Linked DNA regions of Homo sapiens: region 1 is linked to region 2. The links are chromatin contacts, found by Hi-C or POLR2A ChIA-PET in ENCODE. All regions are on one chromosome and are shown on one strand. The core of a region is the stretch at or near the end of the contact, and the rest is flanking DNA. Distances in the headings are between cores, read along the strand shown.

What was found. Hi-C counts contacts between places; a loop is a spot of excess contacts on that map. ChIA-PET counts read pairs that join two places held with the same protein, here RNA polymerase II (POLR2A). Pooled maps may share reads with other maps.
Region 1: a loop to region 2 is called in a map with no recorded cell type, with 2.1 times the contacts of the local background. The contact joins two enhancer-like sites. A Hi-C loop is called at or near these places in 2 of 168 maps with a recorded cell type or tissue (heart left ventricle and naive thymus-derived CD4-positive, alpha-beta T cell), 2 of 37 single-sample maps with no recorded cell type and 11 of 50 pooled maps. POLR2A ChIA-PET finds 5 or more read pairs at or near these places in 2 of 52 experiments (T-cell and activated naive CD4-positive, alpha-beta T cell).

What each region holds. Positions count from the first base shown.
Region 1 is chr3:171,551,891-171,558,319 of GRCh38, reverse strand. No RefSeq gene overlaps it. Among named protein-coding and RNA genes, the nearest start is that of TNIK, 95 kb to the right of the region's middle. RefSeq lists a silencer at 1,887-2,181. Within about 2 kb of position 1,424, at least 3 of the 41 ENCODE cell types and tissues checked have a DNase peak (open chromatin) inside an H3K27ac peak, as active enhancers do.
Region 2 is chr3:171,476,711-171,482,999 of GRCh38, reverse strand. No RefSeq gene overlaps it. Among named protein-coding and RNA genes, the nearest start is that of TNIK, 19 kb to the right of the region's middle. Within about 2 kb of position 2,304, at least 4 of the 41 ENCODE cell types and tissues checked have a DNase peak (open chromatin) inside an H3K27ac peak, as active enhancers do.

The DNA.
Region 1 (6,429 bases), core at 175-2,674, 76 kb before region 2:
ATTGTCCTACTTCAGGCCCTGTTAACTCCTACCTGCATTGCACCAGTAGCCTCCCCACCTCTCATCCCTCATTTTCTTCCAATCCATGTCACCCTTTGATACCATATCAGCTCTGTGCTCTGATGTTGCCATGCAACTGTTGGAAAAAAATTCCAACTGCTTAGCTTGATATTCAAGATCCTCCAAACTATACATCCCACTTTCATTTTTAATCTTATTTTATACTTACCCTTCCCTGTTTGCACCCTATACTCAAGTCTACAAAACTGCTTACTGTTTGCCACAGATTTGAACTTTCTCACTCTGGGCCTGGAATTGCCTCTCACTCATCCCACCACATCATTTAGGGTCCAGCTCAAAGACTCCTCCATGAGTCTTCCTTGAACATTCAAACTACAGAATCCCCCTCTTCTTCTTCTTCTTTTTTTTGGACAGAGTTTCACTCTTGTTGCCCAGGCTGGAGTGCAATGGTGTGATCTTGTCTCACTGCAACCTCCGCCTCCCTAGGTTCAAGCGATTCCCCTGTCTCAGCCTCCCAAGTAGCTGGGATTACAGATGTATGCCACCATGCGCAGCTAATTTTGTATTGCTTTAGTAAAGACAGGGTTTCACCATGTTGGTCAGGCTGGTCTCGAACTCCTGACCTCAAGTGGTCCACCCCTCTTGGCCCCCTAAAGTGCTGGGATTACAGGCATGACCCACCGTGCCCAGCCAGAGCCACTGCGCTTGGCCCCTTTCTTAAACTTATGTATAATTTATCTTTACTTCTCTTAGGGCTCTTATTAAATTATATAATATGTTTGCTTGTAAACTTGGTTTGTCTCCCTTGCTACTAGGTGTTAAGGAGTGGAGCTGTGTCTTTTTTCATCTTTGCATCTCCTACAGTATCATGCACAGTGGCAAAGCTTAATGCATAGTAGTGAATGAATGAATGAATGAATGAATGAATGAATGAATTGGATAACCTAAAAAAACCTGAATCCACAGTATGGACTCAGTTATGTTGGATTCATGTTAAAAAACTGATTTTCCACCCCTTATTTTTCTATAAGTTCTTATCAAAATTAATGATATTATTGTTATTTTTCTAACAAGGTATTGCCCATTTTATCTCCTTTCAAAACCAGGCCAGTTAGAAAGCACAGATTACAATATTATCAGGGATAACGGTGTCAGTAGAAGCCCATAGTTGCTCCCACAGTATCTGTGGCTTCAGTAGCAAAAAAGGATAAGAAAATTACATATTTTGTTGCTAACCTTCACCTTGAACAGCGTAATGGATAGCCAAACCCTAGCAGTTTCTCTTGCTAAGAATAAGGCAGAAACAACTCTCAAGGAAATGCTTTCTGGAACTTTGGAAGTCCCCAGTTACAGTCATTGGCCTGGCTTGATTCCAAAGTTGGGAAAGAGACTGCTCAGAGAAAATCACCTATATAGGTAGTGAAATACTTCTGCTCCGTTTTGATATCCCCATTCATTGAAGATCTTCCTCCATATGGGCTAAAAAGGATGACAGACGAGCATTTTTCAGGTCCTCAATCATCAAGCATGTGTGTTCAGCACCAAACAGAAACCAGAGCGGCAATCCCAGGTTTACCTTGCAGCAGGAAGCCTGTTGCTATGGAGACACAGATGTGCCTCCAGAGCAGTCATGATTCTGGCAGGTTTTAAATGTCCTTAGAAATCCAAAAGTTAAAGATACAATCTCCCCAATCACAGGCTATGGATTTCTAGCTCTGTGGGGCTTACCTTGCATCTTCTCTGTCACTTCACAATTGTCATTTCTCATGAAAGACTTTGTAATCTTTCTGAGCACTCACTTTTCAAGAGGGCAGTCAGCCCTTTCCCCCTGACCCTCATTCGGGCGGAGGAAGAAATAGGAAAATGGCACCCTCACCACGGAGTTGTGCCAGCTACAGCTTGACCTGAAGTGGCCTCGTCTGCTTCTGCCTCACTAAGCAGGACGATTTTCTGGCAGTGTGCAGCCCTTTCTGCTGTCACCTCAGCCCTGGGACTTGTCTATGATGTGTGCTGGCTCTAAGTGATAAGTCTCTGGGTGATCCTCTGTCATTTTTGCTTCCTTTTCTGCTGCATGAAGATTCTCATAAAAAGCACATGGATTTCCTAGGTCTGTATTTCATTTTGTGTCTATTGTGAAAGTCTTTTCTCTGAATGTCTTGAAGTGTCTGGACACCCTTCCTTTGCAAAAAACTCCATCATCTTCCCTACATCTCAAGATTAGGTTATAAATGGGAAGTTCATGTTGAGGTTGGTGTCACTGTGAGGCGGCCACCTGTAAGTGCCAAAAAGTACTGTTTGGGAGGAATAAATATTTAATAATATGGAAAGATGATCACTATATATTAAGATACAGGTTATGAAATAATTAACATTATAATACACTACATATACTTGCACATAAATATTTGTAAAAAGGGACCAAAAAGACCAACATGAAGTATTAACAATCCTTATCTCTCATAAGTAAGTGTGTTTTTTTTTTTTTTCATTTTTCTTCTAGGTACATATCTTTATTTTCCAAATTTTCTACAATGGACAGATTTTGTTTTGGTAATCAGAAAAGATGAGCAAAATATATTTTTAATTTTCTAAATAAATCAGCATCCCAATAAATAAGTTTGGATTCGTACATCCAGAAAGAAGAAGGATTAGTACATCTGGGGGTGCAGGTATACAGCATGATGCTTTGTGCTTAGCAATACAGGGCAGGTGAGCATGAACTCCTGGGACTTAGCACAGGCCCCACCCCTGAGGCAGGCAAGGCCCAGATTTCATCCCATTTCAGCCAGAGTTGACCCCAAAGAGCCAGTTGGGTAGCAGGTGATCCTCAGGAGTCAGGCACATGGGCTTTCTGCCTTAGTCAAATTTGGCAACTCAAACTATGGGGTAGGAGTAGTAGTGGCCCTCATTCTGAGGAATGGGAAGACCATCTAAGGAGCTGACAGGCGGCCCTGCCTTCCCTTGGCCCTTCCTTCCCGTAAGGATTGTGTTATGTATGCTTTTTGTCAGGGAACGGGCCAAAAAGGATCATTCCCCTTCTCTATCTCTTTAGGAGCAAACAACATCTCCTAGAAAGGCCAGTTATGTCAGGTAGATAGTGCAATACCCTCTGCTCCATCTTCATGGCCCAACTCACTGGAAACCTTCCTCTATTTGGGCTTAAAAAGATGACAAAGGACTATTTTCAGAGATCCTCATTTTTTTTTTTTTTTTGAGACGGAGTCTCACTCAGTCACCCAGGCTGGACTGCAGAGTGCAATGGTGCGATCTCTGCTCACTGCAACCTCCACTTCCCAGGTTCAAGGGATTCTCCTGCCTCAGCCTCCCGAGTAGCTGGGATTACAGGCATGCGCCACCATGCCTGGCTAATTTTTGTATTTTTAGTGGAGATGGGGTTTCACCATGTTGGCCAGACTGGTCTTGAACTCCTGACCTCAAGTGATCCGCCCGCATCGGCCTCCCAAAGTGCTGGGATTACAGGCATGAGCCACCACGCCCAGCCAATCCTCATTCTTTACATGGAACAATTCTAGAATCTATAGCCCAGTCATGGAGATAGGGTATTACCCCAAACCTCCTTTAGCATTAGAGCAATGGAAAGTCAGCCCCACCTGCTCTGAGGAAAGAGACTTCTGGTTTGGTGAAACTCTGAATGACTGAGTTAGGGGCTGTGGATGACCAGCAGCTGGGTGAATTAGGGAGCATAGGTAGGAGTAACAGGAATCAGCGTGGTCCCTGCAGCACCAAGGGACATCAACTTTTTATGGTAGAAGACATTCCTCAGAATTGGGGCATCTCAGGCCATACCACTTATTTATACCAAAGTCAACCCATTCTAAATCCAAACTCCCTTTTAAGGAGGTCTAAACCAACCTTAAAGGGATGTATTATAAAGATGGTTTAATCTCTAGAGATGGAGACTGAGCATTAGTATTTTTATAATCCTTCTGCTAACTCCAATGGGCAGCCACAAGGTCGAGAACCACTACTCTTGATTGATAGCAGATACTCCATTGAATGGCACCAGTAGGATCCTCACCACACCCATTACACCATGAGATTAGAGGTGGTGTTGTTCCTGTCTGTGTGGCCTGCTAGCCAGGTGTAACAGCTCTTCTCACAATTCTGTAAACAGCCAAGACTTTTAAAGTAAATTTCTTTTCTACCTAAATCAGCTGGAGTCATTTACTTTTACTTACACTAAGAACCTTGACTAACACAAACTCCAACCTCTATGTTGCCAAAACCCAATGTCCCTTTTCTGGCCTCAGCTTACTCAGCCTCTCAGGCTACATCGGACGCAATTAATCCATTATTTTCTTTCTGAAGCACTTCCAGAACACTTGGCATTTTGTGAGCACTCCAAATACTTCTCCAACTTCAGTAGTCCCTCCTTCTGTCTCCTTCTGATTCCTCTTTCTGTACTTTATCTCTAAATCATGGGTTTCCTTCTTTTTTTTTTTGAGATGGAGTCTCACTCTGTTGCCCTGGCTGGAGTGCAGTGGTGCGATCTCGGCTCACTGCAAGCTCTGCCTCCCGGGTTCACGCCATTCTCCCACCTCAGCCTCCTGAGTATCTGGGACTACAGGTGCGTGCTGCCATGCCCGGCTAATTTTTTGTATTTTTAGTGGAGACGGGGTTTCACCGTGTTAGCCAGGATGGTCTCGATCTCCTGACCTTGTGATCTGCCTGCCTTGGCCTCCCAAAGTGCTGAGATTACAGGCGTAAGCCACTGGGCCCAGCCATGGGTTTCCTTCTTAACTCAAGGTGATCTCATCCATTCTCATGGTTTTAAAACCATTGACATGTATGTATCTTCAGCACTGACCTTTCTCCTAAACCCCAATCTTATATATGCCTTCTAATCATACACAATATCTGCTATGGGATATCTAATATATCTCAAATTTGGCATGTCCAAAATGAAACTCTTGAGTTCACTCTTAAAACTGTTCTTCCCCATTTCCCCAATTTCAGGAAATGGTTTCACCATCCACCCAGTTGCTCAAACCAAAAATGCAAGAGTCAGACGTGTTTTTTCTCTTTTTCTTACTCCCCACATATAAACTCTCAAGTACTCTCAGTACAAACATATAATCCTAATTCAGCCTCTTCTTTCTATCTTCATGGTTCCTACCTGGTCCAAGCCACTACCAGCCTCTCAAAGCCTCTTAGCTGACCCTCCTATTTGAACTCTTCATTCCACGTTCCAAATAGCAGCCAAGGTGATAAAAAAACAAACAGACAGATATAAGTCAGATCCAATTCCTCCCATGGTTAGAACCTTCTAACAGCTGAGAATGAGATCTGAAGCTCTTATGTAGGCCTATAAGAGCTATGGTATTTCTACCTCTCCAATGTATCTTATATTACTCTCCCTCTCTACCATTGTGTTTCAGTCATATTGGCTACTTCCTATTATTCTAAAATGTCAAGCCGTCTCAACCTCAGGGCCTTTGCAGTTGCTGGCCCCTCTACCTGGAACACTCTCCCCTCAGTTACTTGCATATTCAACTTCTCATCATTCAGGTCCCAGTTCAAATCTCACTCCTTAGCAAGGCCTTTCATGATCACCTGATTGAATGAGTCATCCCCCAACTTCCACCACTCTCTATTATATATATATTTTCTACTTTTTTCATAGCACTTATCACTTTCTGAAATTATCTTATGCATATGTTTGTTTTTCTCACTGGAGTAGAAGTTCCATGGGAGCAGGATCTTACCTGTCTTACCCATTACACAATTTTCTGCACCTAGAACAGTCTCTGGCATGTACAAAGTAAGCTTTCAATATATATTTTTGAATGAATTAATTGACAATTTCCTAGAAAATCGTTTATCTCATCATCTGGTGAATCTAATTAAACATCAGCCTCTCTTCCTGCCTTATGATGTATAGTGCAGTGAATGGAACTTTTCCTTCTATGTTATCTGGACATCCTGTAGCAAATAAGGGTCACTGTAACCAATCAAATGACCACATGGAAAGGGGATGGATCTCCTAGCCAAACTTGGATTTCAGTCCTGTTTTCACCATTCATTCCTTCAACCCAACAGAAGATGTGGATAAGGGGGTGGGCAGCACACAAGCAACAGTTGAAGTCATGAGCATAGATGAATGGAAAAAAGAAAAGACAATGATCCCCCGGGCGATATCAACATGCAAGGGCTGGACTAGGAAACAGTTTCCAACGAAGTGGTTTCTAGAAGCCAAGGGCAAAGCAGTGTGTAGTCAACCCACCAAATGCACAGGAGGAGTCCAGTGAGGTAAGGACTGAGACTGTAGGGTCAAATAGATTATTTTTAAGTGTGAAGGTGACTTCTTAAGCCTGCTGATAAGCTGAAAAGAAAAACTCTGTGATATGGACAATTGATTTCCCTTCAAAATTCATTTCCAACTTCATA
Region 2 (6,289 bases), core at 1,055-3,554:
AGGTTGGCAGTTTCTTAAAAAGTTAAAGTTCCCATATGACCCAGCAATTCCACTCTGAGTAAGAAGATTGTATACATATCTTTATATAAAAACTTTTAACATAAATGTTTATAGCAATGTTATTCATAATAGGCAGAAAGTAAAAACAACTCGAATGTCCATCATCTGATTAATGGATAAACAAAATGTGATAAATCTGTACAATAGAATATTATTCAGCCACAAAAGGATTGAAGTACTGATACATGCTGTGACATGGATGGATCTTGAAAACATAATGTTAAGTGAAAGAAGCCAGTCACAAAAGGTCACATATTATATGATTCTATTTATATGAAATGCTCAGAATAGGCAAATAATCTTTTTTTTTTTTTTTTTTGAGACAGAGTCTCACTCTGTTGCCCAGGCTGGAGTGCAGTGACGCGATCTTGGCTCACTGCAACCTCCACTTCCCAGGTTCAAGTGATTCTCCTTAGGCAAATTCATAATCTTATGCATAAACATTCTGTACTTGGAGACAGAAAATAGATTAGTGGTTGCCTGGGGCTAGGAGTGGGAATGGGTTTTAGGATAAGACATCCCCAGATTCAACATTACAGGCTCTGATACGTTGGGCAATGTATTGAAAAACTCTTGACCTCAGTTTCCTCAACTATATAGTGGAAATAATAATACCAACCAACTGTGGAGATTAAATTGAGCATGTAAATAAGGAGTCTGATAGAAGAGACACATTTAGAAAATGGTAATTATTATTACTTCTGCTACTACTACTATTATTATTATTATGAACAAAGAACACAGGGTGAGGACCAATGCAGCATAAGAGACACAAAGGCTGAAACACACGCCGGGCGTGGTGGCTCAAGCCTGTAATCCCAGCACACTGGGAGGCCGAGGTGGGCGGATCACCTGAGGTTGGGAGTTAGAGACCAGCCTGACCAACATGGAGAAACCCTGTCTCTACTAAAAATACAAAAAATTAGCCAGGCGTGGTGGCGCATGCCTGTAATCCCAGCTACTCGGGAGGCTGAGGCAGGAGAATCACTAGAACCCAGGAGGTGGAGGTTGTGGTGAGCCGGGATCGCACCATTGTGCTCCAGCCTGGGCAACAAGAGCGAAACTCTGTCTCAAAAAACAAACAAACAAACAAACAAACAAAAAAACCACACACTAGAAAGTGGGCACAGAATCGTTGTGGAGAGATTGTCTGTGTTAATAATTTGATCATTCTAAGGCATTGAGGACTGTTTAAATTCAATTCCAGCTATCAACGAGGTAAAATGTGTTTTAAAAATAAATATGGAGAAAAATAGAAATTTTCATGGAGAAGTGAGGGGAGCAGATCACTTCTCAAAGACTGTAGAGAGACTTTACAGACCTCACGGGTAGAATCTCAGCCTTAGAATTAGGAATTATAGCAACAGCTAACTTGGCTAACCATCCCCCTGGGCCAGTACTCTTACAGACATTATCTCATTTATTCCACTTGATAATACCATGAGATAAATGCTATTATATCCCCGTTTTTCTAAATAAGAAAATAAATACTTCGAAGACTTAAGTAACCTTCCCAAAGTCATACGGCTGGAAAGGGGCTGCCTCAATCCCAAGCATGTGGTCTGCCAAGAAAGGGAGGTGCTGGCAAGGAGGAAGGAATGACAACCAAGAGGAATCTTGAAGAGGAAAGGGGTAACCTGTGGTCATTCCATTTAGATGGCCTCATCCAAGACTGTGACCTTCACACCTCCCAGCTGCATTCCCAATGTGTTCCCTGTGTACCCAACTCCAGGGGCACCATTCACAGATAGTACACTGTGAGTAGCGGCAAAGCAGCTGCCTGCTGCCATCATGTCATCATAGGTAGCAAAGTGGCTTATGAAAAGAAGATTGCAAGGTAAGTGTGTGTAGTGGGTACTGGGACAAAAAGAAAAATTGGAAAGGGATTCTGGGGAATGTGATAAGGAGTGAACTAGAAATAAATGAAGGATCAGGTGGCAGCACTCCACTGAGGTCAGGAACAGGGAAAGATACAGGGTTCGCTTCATCAGGAAGGGAAGGAAAAGGGAACTTTGGTTTAGAGACTTTAGGAGAGATACAAAGCATCCCTTAACAGTTCTAGGACTCTTAGAACAGGGAGAGAGAGGGCTGGGAGTTCTGTGTGAGAAGGGACTGAGAAGGTGGAAGGAAGAAAGCCACAGAAAAACCGTGCCCACTGCATAGTTTCACCAGACTATTTCTGAGCTTTTTTGTTGTTGTTGTAGATGGTGAGGTGGAAAAGAAAACAGGTTAGTGATTGGTCCTTTTACTTAAAAAAGAAATACTCAGGAAGTTTTGATGACTCAGTAATGAAAGTGATAATGTTTTTGAAGTGTGAAGCATGTAAGATGAATTTTTTTGTAGTTGTTTTTTGTTTAAATTGGAAATGGGGCTATTTTTCCACCTATGAAAGATATATTTCAATTATGGAAGATGATATTTCTACCCACAAGTCAGTTTGGCAACAATGCATTGGATTTCACCTTTGATTTTGTTTTTTTGGGTTTTTTGAGACCATGTTTCGCTCCTGTCACCCAGGCTGGAGTGCAATGGTGTGATTTCAGCTCACTGCAACCACCGCCTCCTGGGTTCAAGAGATTCTCCTGCCTCAGCCTCCCGAGTACCTGGGATTACAGGCACCCGCCACCACGCCTGGCTAATTTTTTGTATTCTTAGTGGAGACGGGTTTCACTATGTTGGCCAGGCTGGTCACAAATTCCTGACCTCAGGTGATCCACCCACCTCAACCTCCCAAAGTGCTAGGTTTACAGGCGTGAGCCACCGCGCCTGGCCCTTGCCTTTGATTTTGGATGGCCAGGCTCTAAATGTTTCAACCGACCTCTGGTGGTTATTCTCCTGGTATGCCCACTACAGTATAGATGTGCAGTCTCCACCAACTCACCAAATGACTGACTGACAGACAGGACCAGTCTCAAAACCCTATATTAAGGTTTAGTCCCCAGCTAAAGTTATAATAATATTTTTAAATTACGGTAAACCCAATAACCATATCTGAAATTTCTCAGAAATTCTAAAATAGCTTTTAAAAAGATCTTAAAATGGAAGATGAATCAATTCAAATACATTTGAGAAGACCTATTCACGGTGGCTTAAAATCCAATATTTGCATTCATGGTGAAATTCTTAAGCACTTTTCTGATGAACGTTAATGGGATTAAAGCTTGTTCTGGAAATCATTTACTGACCTATCCAACTGACTACTAGTCAAGGATTGAGTGAACTTTAGACGTTCTGTCTTTTTCAATCTGTCCTATATTGAGTATCTTACCAGTCTCTTTTTCTATAAAATAAAGCAGTGAATATTTGAATGAACTTGTTAGGGGCCTTTTTTCTTGCATGATATAAAAGCATTGTGGTAATAAAACTTCCATATATGTTCATAATTAAATGATCAGAAAAGTTTTCTTAAATAGCACGTAACAAAAATAATAATGATTCTTTAAATATCATCTAATACCAGGTCATATTTGTATTTGTTGCTGTATTCAGGTTATCACTAAGCTTACTAAAATTCAGGAATCACAGGCCTCTGTTATACAGAAACTCAATAAGGTAATAACAAGCTTTGGCTCTTTTCCTAAAATAGGAAAATCAACATCCATGATAAAGGCAAGAACGTCTTAATCCATGAGCTCTAAACTTTTTTTTTTTTTTTTTGAGACAGAGTCTCCCTCTTGTCGCCCAGGTCAGAGTGCAGTGGCACGATCTCAGCTCCACCTCCCGGGTTCAAGTGATTCTCCTCCCTCAGCCTCCCAAGTAGCTGAGATTTCAGGCACCCACCAACACATCCAGCTAATTTTTGTATTTCTAGTAGAGACAGGGTTTCACCATGTTGGCCAGGCTGGTCTCGAACTCCTGACCTCAGATGATCCACCGGCCTCAGCCTCCCAAAGTGCTGGAATTACAGGCATGAGCCACCACGCCTGGCCCACGAGCTGTAAAGTTTTCTTAGTTTTGGAATACTTTTGATAATTTTGAAGCTGTGGACCATCTTCCTCAGAAAAATGCACATATGCAGACATCAAAAATGTCCACAATTTCAGGGGGGTTCATGGAGCACTTGAAGATCATGTGAGGGTCTAGGACTCTGGTTAAGAACACATGCTTTAAATGTTCCTTCTCAGTTGGTTGCTCTGCTGCTGTTACTAAACAAGAAGGACGCCATCAACAGGACTTGCACAGGCCGGTCGCAGTGGCTCACGCCTGTAATCCCAGCAATTTGGGAGGCTGAGGTGGGCAGATTACTTGAGGTCAGGAGTTCAAGACCAGCCTGGCCAATATGGCAAAAATCTGTCTAAAAATACAAAAATTAGCAAGGTGTGGTGGCACACACCTGTCATCCCAGCTACTTGGGTGGCTGAAGCATGAGAATCCGCTCCTTGGAGGCGGAGGTTGCAGCCTAGGTGACAGAGCAAGACTCTGTCTCAGAAAACAAAGAAAAACAGTTTGATAAATGTGTCCCAATGAAATTACGAAGAAGAAGAAAAAAAAAAGCAGGACATGCACATACCCTGTTTCTTTAGGAGAGAGCATGTGTCACTGCCACGCACTCCAGACCTGGTTGGGAGTACAATGTACAGTCACATGATGTAGTGGCAAAAGCAATGTACTTGGTGGCAGAATTAGATTCTGCCAGCCACTCTTTCAATACTTTCAGAAAATCCATTTAGCCCTTTGGGGAGACAAAGATACGGCTAAGGTTAGGAATTTGTACTGCACGGAGCTCTAGAGTATTACTACCTCCATTTTACAAATTTGGAAACTGAGAATTAGAGAGGTTAAGTAATGTATCTAAAGTAACATGCAGCTCATAAATATTCAGCCAGGCTTCAACATCAGGCTTGTCTGAATCTAAAACTCATGTTTTTTGTGTTTTTTTTTTTTCCAAATTACACCTTTAGTCTTTAAACCGTGCATAAAATAACCTCCTGGGAGTGGTTAGCTGCAGTAGTTTGAAGGCAAAGGTTATCTTTGTCCCTATTGGTTTTATATATCTGACTCTTTTTCTTTTTCAACTTTTCTTTTAGAATCAAGAGATACATGTGCAGGATTGTTACAGAGGTATACTGCATGATGCTGAGGTTTGGGATGTGACTGAACTCGTCACTCTGGTATTGAGCATAGTACCCAAAAGGTAGTTTTCAGTCCTTGCCCCCATCCCTCTCTCCCTCTTCTAGCAGTCCCCAGTGCCTATTCCTATTTTATGTCCACATGTGCCCATTGTTTAGCTCCCATTTGTAAGTAGGAACATGCAGTATTTGGTTTTCTGTTTCTGTGTTAGTTCACTTAGTTAGCATAATGGCCTCCAGCTATATCCATGTTGCTGCAAAAGAATGGTTTCATTCTTTTTTATGGCTGCATAATATTCCATGATGCAAATGTACCACATTTTTTTTTTTTTTGAGACAGAGTCTTGCTCTGTGCCCAGGCTGGAGTGCAGTGGCACAGTCTTGGCTCACTGCAAGCTCCGCCTCCCAGGTTCACGTCATTCTCCTGCCTCAACCCTCCAGAGTAGCTGGGACTACAGGCACCCGCCACTACACCCGGCTAATTTTTTGTATTTTTTGTAGAGATGAGGTTTCACCATGTTAGCCAGGATGGTCTCAATCTCCTGACCTCTTGATCCACCCACCTCGGCCTCCCAATGTGCCAGTATTACAGGCATGAGCCACTGCGTCTGGCCCACAATTTTTTTTTAATTGAAAAAAATTTTTTGGCTAGGCACAGTGGCTCAAGCTTCTAATCTCGGCACTTTGGGAGGCTGAAGCAGGATGATTGCTTGAGCTCAGGAGTTCAAGACCAGCCTGGGTAACACAGTGAGATCCCATCTACAAAAAATTGAAAAAAAAAAAAAAAAGCCAGGCATGGTGGCACTGGCCTGTAGCCCTAGCTACTCAGGAGGCTGAAGTGGATCACTTGAGCCCAGGAAATCAAAGCTGCAATGAGCCATGATTGTGCCATTGCACTCCAGCCTGGGCAAAATAAAATTTATTTATTTCAAGACAAAGTGTCTTGAAAATAATTATTAAATAATTAAACTAATTAAATAACAATTAAGTATTTATTATATTATCTTTATTAAATAAACTAATATTAATAGATATAATTAATTACATTTATCAAATATTTTATTATTTAATTATTTTTATTAACTAAATTAGTTAATTTAATTTAATTATTTTTATTAATGGTAGCTCAACTTTTAGTTCTTTGAGAAATCTCCAAACTG